Linked DNA regions of Homo sapiens: region 2 is linked to region 1. Evidence: chromatin contacts called from ENCODE Hi-C or POLR2A ChIA-PET data. All regions are on one chromosome and are shown on one strand. Each heading gives the region's core, a stretch centred on a gene start or an enhancer-like site at or near the end of the contact. The rest is flanking DNA. Distances are from core to core; before and after follow the strand shown. Region 1 holds the start of MACO1 (macoilin 1). Region 2 holds the start of FAM76A (family with sequence similarity 76 member A).

Evidence for each region. Hi-C counts contacts between places; a loop is a spot of excess contacts on that map. ChIA-PET counts read pairs that join two places held with the same protein, here RNA polymerase II (POLR2A). Pooled maps may share reads with other maps.
Region 2: a loop to region 1 is called in a map of B cell, with 14 times the contacts of the local background. The contact joins the promoter of FAM76A here to the promoter of MACO1 in region 1. A Hi-C loop is called at or near these places in 1 of 168 maps with a recorded cell type or tissue (B cell) and 7 of 50 pooled maps. POLR2A ChIA-PET finds 5 or more read pairs at or near these places in 1 of 52 experiments (MCF 10A).

Annotation. Positions count from the first base shown.
Region 1 is chr1:25,428,858-25,432,286 of GRCh38, reverse strand. MACO1 (macoilin 1) reads right to left here and starts at 1,390. Exons shown (of 11, transcript NM_018202.6): 1 at 1,109-1,390. The coding sequence starts at 1,188. It also overlaps a transcript of RHCE not described here. RefSeq lists silencers at 875-1,534, 1,925-2,364.
Region 2 is chr1:27,723,970-27,727,416 of GRCh38, reverse strand. FAM76A (family with sequence similarity 76 member A) reads right to left here and starts at 1,456. Exons shown (of 9, transcript NM_152660.3): 1 at 1,256-1,456. The coding sequence starts at 1,336. RefSeq lists silencers at 932-1,631, 1,470-2,112.

The DNA of each region.
Region 1 (3,429 bases), core at 141-2,640:
AGCATGTGCAAGGTGTACAGTTATGTTAAGACAACTTGGGTGTCATCAGCTACCTCACATATTTCTTGAAATCCCACAGCTAGAGAAGCTAATTGTAAAACACCATGAGGACTCAATTAAGCCTACATCCACATGCTGAGAATTCTTCTTTGTAAACTAATTACTTCTCCACCGAAATCTGTATCAAGGCAAATACCATTTACAAGTAACATTCTGAGAAGAACCAGAAAATAACAGTCGTACACAAATCGACTTGGGGAAGCTATGATAGTAAGTTGCCCCATGAACCTGTTGTCTTTCTCTACCGGTGGACTGAATTCAATTTCTATTTAAAGGGACACTGCTTTTCTTGCGGATGAAAAAAAAAAAAAAGAGTTTGGAGAAAATCCCTTTTTAAAAACGTTCAAAGCAAGCTATCTGCTTGGAATTGTCAAAACAATATTTGCTGAAAAACTGGTCATCAGACCCTTCCGAATCTGGAGCAGGGCCACAGGGCATGATTTGGGGGTATCAGCTTCAGCCCTGGGTGCCAAGTTTGAGATCCCATATGGGAAGCAGAAGGTGAAAGAAGTGACAGCATGGCCCCAGGCCAGTATGCTGGCAGCTTGGGGGAACGAGGGGCCACAGTGGGCTCTCAACTTTGTCAGCCTCCCCCACCCCCCCGCGCTGTGGTCCACGCGCCTCCTGGCTCCGGCCGGCAAGCCCCCAGGCCACCGGGGGGCTCGGGGGCCAGCGGCGGCCAGTCAGAGGTCCCGGAAGCGGCCCTCCCGGCCCAGCGGCATGGCCGGGATGCTGAGGAACGCCGGGCTGGTTGGGGGCTCTCCGCCCCTCCCCCCGGCGGGCCCGGCGCTTCCAACGGCGGCGCGGCGGCTCCCTCAGCCAGCGCCCGCCGCGCCCTGCCCGCCCGGCCGGGCCGACCCTCGCCACGCCCCGCGCACCCGGGGCGGACCCCGGCGGGCGGGCCAGCGGCTCCGGGGCCAGCGCTCCTTAGGAGAGCCCCCGGCGCGGGCGTGCGGCCTACTCGGGGTTACATAACGGGGCCAGGCCCCTCGGAGCTGGAGGGGGACCGCAGGGCCCGCGCCCGCGGAGTGGGGGTGCAGCCGCTCACCTGCCGTAAATGCCCTCGGTGATCCGGTTCCGCTTTAGGGGGCGGCGGAGCTTACTGCAGTCGGCGTTCCGCCGCTTCATCCTCCCGCTGGGGGGCCGGGTGCCCGCGCCGCCGCCGCCGTCTCTCACCTCAGCTGCCGCCGCCGCTGGCCCGCCCCGCGTCGGGCCTGGACTCTACCCCTGAGGCCGGTCACACAGACATGGAGCCAGCACCCGGGGGGAGGGGGTAGCACGGGGAGGGGGGGCTCGGAGCCTCCTCCGCCTTCGGAAACAAAGAAATGACAATTCCGGGGCCCGCCCGCCCAGCACCAGCCAGCCGCCTGCCCCGCCTCCTCGGCTCCGACGGACGGCCCGGGAGGCCAATAGAAGCCACCGGTAAACCGCTGTCGGCCAATCCCAGGGCCCGCTGAGGCAAAACTGACTCTAGAACCCGCCCCTTTGAAGGACGGAAGAATGCGCCAATCATTATAGTGTCTGGGTCCCCGGCTGAGCCTATCAGAAAAGATTTAAATAGAGGCTTATAAATAGGCCCTATAAATATAACATCCTATATTACGCCTTGTTGCGAAGGTATGCTTTATTATTATTGGGTTGCGTTTCATTGTATTGTAATCCCTACTAGAGCATACCGTACGGCATGGCATTGTAGGCTCTCGTCTAGCAATGTATGAAATCGGAAGGCCCGGGTTTGCGGCATGTGCGGTGTCTGCGCTGACGTGCGCTTCAGCCAGTCGCGTCATTATGTAAGGGAGCATCCCAGGAACAGCGCCGGGGACCCTTCTGCGGATGCTGGAGAGCTCGGCCAGGCCGACCGCGTCAGCGCGCACCGGGGGTACGAATGACAAAGCAAACCCCACACGCACACAGACACACACCCTGCCAGCTTCCCGCGACGTGGTGACAGCGCGCCGGCCAATCGGAGGTGGCGGCCCCGCCCCGGGTTACGCCACGGGGCGGAGCCGTGGGGGCGCGCGACGTAGCGCAGAGATGCCCGGGGCGTGTGCGGCGGTGCGGCCCGGGCTCCACGTCCACAGGCTGGGCAGCGCTGTGGGCCCCGCGGGCGCCGAGTCCGCAGGACCCGCGAGGGCACTACCGCGAAGCATCGGCCTCCGGGCCGGGCCGGGCCGGACCGGGAGCCTGCTCGGCGGGTCCGGGCTCCTGCAAGGCGGGGACGCGGGGCCGGCGACCCTTCACGCTTCGTACTCATTGAGCGCCGATTTTATGCCAGGCACCGTGCTGGGTAATTTGCGTGTATTTGCTCATTTACTCCTTATAACTCCCCTGCCACGTACGTATGGCAAAGTAACACTTAGAAAAGTCCGCATGGTGTTTTTTTTTAAGAGAAATAAAAAGAATGTTTATCATTAGAGAAAACTGGGGAAAATGTAGGAAAGTGGCCGAAAAGGAAAAAACACCAATGAGTCTCATCACATTAACACAAATACAGTTGACATTTTATTGTATTTGCTTGTTTTCCAATTTTCCCCTATGGATGATAATGTTACTATTGCTATTAAATAGAATAGTGGTCATACTAGAATAGTAGTCATACTAGAATAGTAGTCATACTGTTTTTAACATAAGCATTTTTACATGTTTTAATGCAGCTTTTATAAATATTTCTGAAAATATTGCAGAATGTCCTATCCAGTAGCTTTATCAGTGTAATCCCTCAACGACAATGGGGCAGTTAGTCTTCCAGTGCATTTTTAAAACTTCCCAGGAAGGGCTGGGCGCGGTGGCTCACGCCTGTAATCCCAGCACTTTGGGAGGCCGAGGCGGGTAGATCACGAGGTCAGGAGATCGGAGACCATCCTGGATAACATGGTGAAACCCCATCTCTACTAAAAATACAAAAAATTAGCTGGGCATGGTGGCGGGCACCTGTAGTCCCAGCTACTCGAGAGGCTGAGGCAGGAGAGCGAGACTTTGTCTCAAAAAAAAAAAAAAAAAAAAAACTTCCCAGGAAGTAGATGCCATTTTGTTTTGTCCTGGGTTTCACAGAACTCTCTCTGGCCTGTAATCACCCCTCCCTTAATCAACATCTACCCCAGGGAGAAACTTTACACCAAATGCGTTGTCCTCAATCATGACTCTGTGTTACTTTCTTCTGCTCACAAACCTTCAAAGATCTCCCAGTGCCTGGAAGAGAAAACCCATTCTGTTTCGAAGGGCATCCAGAGCTGGTCACAGTGGGGACCCACCCTCCTTTTCCAGGCTACGCCAGGCAAGCAAACCGTTTTTCTCACTATCCTTAAATCCACTGCAACCGATCTTTCCCCCTTCCTGCCTCTGCCCCAACACAGTATCTCTGTCAGTGCC
Region 2 (3,447 bases), core at 207-2,706, 2.3 Mb before region 1:
CAGTAGGAAGCCGACCTGGGTACTATTTCTAGCATAGCTACTATGCTTGAGTGAGTCACTTAAACTTTCTGGGCCTTATTTTTCTCCTCTGTAATACTGGCATCACTTCCCTACTGTTGATGTGGGAGTTAAGTAAGAACTTATATGGATTATATGGAACTAGCCATAAATTGTAAAACAAACATATATATGAACAAGTCCCAGACTGGGAATCAGAAGCCCTGAATTCCAGGCCTGGTTCTTCTGCCACTGTGTGATTTTGCGGTTTACTTGTGAAATGAAAGTGCTGGATTAAAATTATTATTTATATATACATAACTTCCTTAAAATCATATATACATATTTTGAGGCCAAAAAGGGCACTCAAGCACTTGCATTCCCCCAGACCTGGTATATAAAAACTGGCAAATGGAAAGTCATGACCATCTGAGGCAAAAGTGACAATTATGAGTTATCCAAATCAGAGACACAAACTGGATTATTGGATAACCTCAACATTATTCTTCAGCCAGTTTGGTGACTTTTTAACTGTTGCCTCACAGCACCTCTAGTCACTTAAAAAGTAAAAGTGGGATAAAGCAACTTAAAAGAAAAAGAGAAGTTGGACCTTCAGGAGCAAAAACTGATCAGCAGCTAGTCAGGGAAGACCGAAGACCACCAACTGGATGCTGAGAAGTGATCCCTCGGATCTGTGAGCCTGACTGTGGGGCTTTTTTAAAACATAAAGCCTTGCTGCCTCCGATTCTGAGACTGGCCGAAAAGTGAGATGCTTAAAAAAAAAAAAAAAATCAAGCCTTGCTACCTCCGATTCTGAAACTGGTCGAAAAGTGCCCGTGAGGAGCCCGAGTTCGACACATTCCTCCAAGGCAGCACCCAACTTTGGAGTTCAGTCCCAGGAGGGGCAGGAGGTCCCCACCAGGGAGACCGCGGCGGCGGGGGAGGCAGCGCAAAGGGATCCCGAAGGCGACCAGTCAGGGCAAGCAGGGGACCCGCTGTCCCTCCCCCGACCTCACGGGGTCCGAGAACAATCCCCACGGTTGCTAAGCACCCGGACACGCCGGCCGCGGGAGCCTGGACCGGGTCCCGGCTCCCGCACGTGCCCCGCCGGCCCCCAGCGGGGTGGGTGCGGCTCCTCAGCCTGGCGGGCCTGCCACACCCTGCTCCGGGGACCCCGCCGGGCGTCCCCACAGAATCTGGAGCTCCGGGCCGCGCCTCCTGCGTCCCCAGTTCCCGGCCGCCGCCCCAGCCCGCGCACCTTGCACAGCTGCTGCCCCTGAGACAGCGCCTCGAAGGGGAAGCGCTGGTGGCACTTGGTGCAGGCGTAGAGCGCCGCCATGTCCGGCCCGGGCCGCGCTCACCGACCCGCCGGCCCGGCCCGCCGATTTATCTGACAGTCTGAGGCACAACCCGGCGGCGGCTGCAGGCTGCTGGCTGCGGCAGGCGGGCGGGCGCAGGCGGGTCGGGGCGGACCCGGGCGGGCTGGGGCGGGCACGGCGACTCTAGACGCCCGCTCACTGGTGGGCTTTGACGTCGATCAAGTGGGAAGGGGCGGAACACGGAGCTTTCGCCCACTCTGATTCGGTCTGGCCTGGAGTACGCCACTGTGACGCTCCAGGCCGCGATTATGTAAAGCGCAGTCACGCGGGGGCGCCACCTGGAGGGGACAGGCTCCCGGCCGGGACCTCGGAAGAGCTTAGGCTCCGCCCTACTTGCTCAGCGTTCCCGCCCTCGCTCCGCCTCTCCACGGCCTCAGGCGCATCTGCGCTTCTCGCGATACCTTCGGGGATTTGTGATGTTTTGGTTTCCATGGAGCTGCCCTCTGGGAGCACGAGGGGTACAATTGGAACGAAGGCGGCGCACAGTTAACTGGAACTCTGCAGCCGTCCAAGCCCAAAGAAGGTGGGGAGCTTGGGAAAGAAGTTCCTCATAATCGGAGCAGGAGGAGCCCGCCCAGCCTCGCTCAAAGGAGGAGACGAGACTCTGAGGGACAATTTAGAAGTGTGTCCTCAATTTAAGACACCTAAATAGGGAACTGTGGGGCTGTGGGCCTTAGGAGAGAAAAGGAGAGCCCCAGAGAGAGCACCCCTATGCTGCGGAAGAGGGACTAAAGAGATGGCAGTCCTTCCAGGAGGGATTGGACAGATATTCAGGCGTCCGGTGGCCTGCAGGCCCCCATCAGAGTGGGCTGCAATTGGCCCAGACCTGCTTCCTACTTTGTTTTCTCCGGTTTCACCCCCAGCTTCTCTCGCAAGCAACCACCTGGTGATTCCTGACGAGGCCTGACTTCCGGAAGGCAAGCCACGCCCTCCGGGCTCCCCTGCCTCTCTTTGGCTCCAGCTTGGCATGTATAGGAGCTGCCCAAGGAATGACAGACTTCTTGTTCTTGAGGTGTTGGCAAAGCTTCCTGCACTGCTGACCTATCCAAGTCCTGCCTTGTAGCTGCTCTTGGGCATAGGTTACTCTTGGCTCTGCCAACCACCCGTACAGGACTAATTGCAGTTTTACCTCAACGTGCGCTTTTTACAATTAAAAACTGACTTAATGGCTTCTATTTCCCTGCCTCAACAAAAAAAATTTACTCTCTCTGAACCCAAATCTGGCTGCTTCCTTGTAGGATCCCCCAAAGATGTGCATTAATCATTAGGATCAGAAAGCAAAGTTTCCAAATCACTGTTCCACAACTAACTACATGACCTTGGATCTATCACTGAACTTCTCACGGCCTCGTTTTTCTCAATTGTACAATGAGGTCATTGTGAGAATCAAAACCAGTACATGAGTCGGGGCGGGATGGCTCACAACTGTAATCCCAGCACTTTGGGAGGCTGAGGCCAGAGGATCACTTGAGCCTTGGGATTTAAGACCAGCCTGGGTCGGCCGGACGCGGTGGCTCACGCCTGTAATCCCAGCACTTTGGGAGGCCGAGGCGGGTGAATCACCCGAGGATCACCTGAGGTCAGGAGTTCCAGACCAGCCTGACCAACAAGGTCAAACCCTGTCTCTACTAAAATACAAAAATTACCCGGGCGTGGTGGCAGGCGCCTGTAGTCCCAGCTACTCGGGAGGCTGAGACAAGAGAATTGCTTGAACCTGGGAGGCAGAGGTTGCAGTGAGCCAAGATCATGCCACTGAATTCCAGCCTGGACTACGGGGCAAGACTCCGTCTCAAAAAAAAAAAAAAAAAGACCAGCCTGTGCAACACAGTGGGACCCCATTTCTACAAAAAAACTTTTTTAAAAATTAGCCGGGTGTGGTGGCACGAGCCTGTGGTTCCAGCTACTCAGGCGGCTGAGGCGGGAGGATCCCTTGAGCCTGGACAGTCGAGGCTGCCCTGAGCCATGATTATGCCACTGCACTCCAGCCTAGGTGACAGAGTGAGACCCTGTCTCAAAATATATATGCAAATACAAATAAAAACAGTACGTGGAGGAAAATGTGGGGAAATTG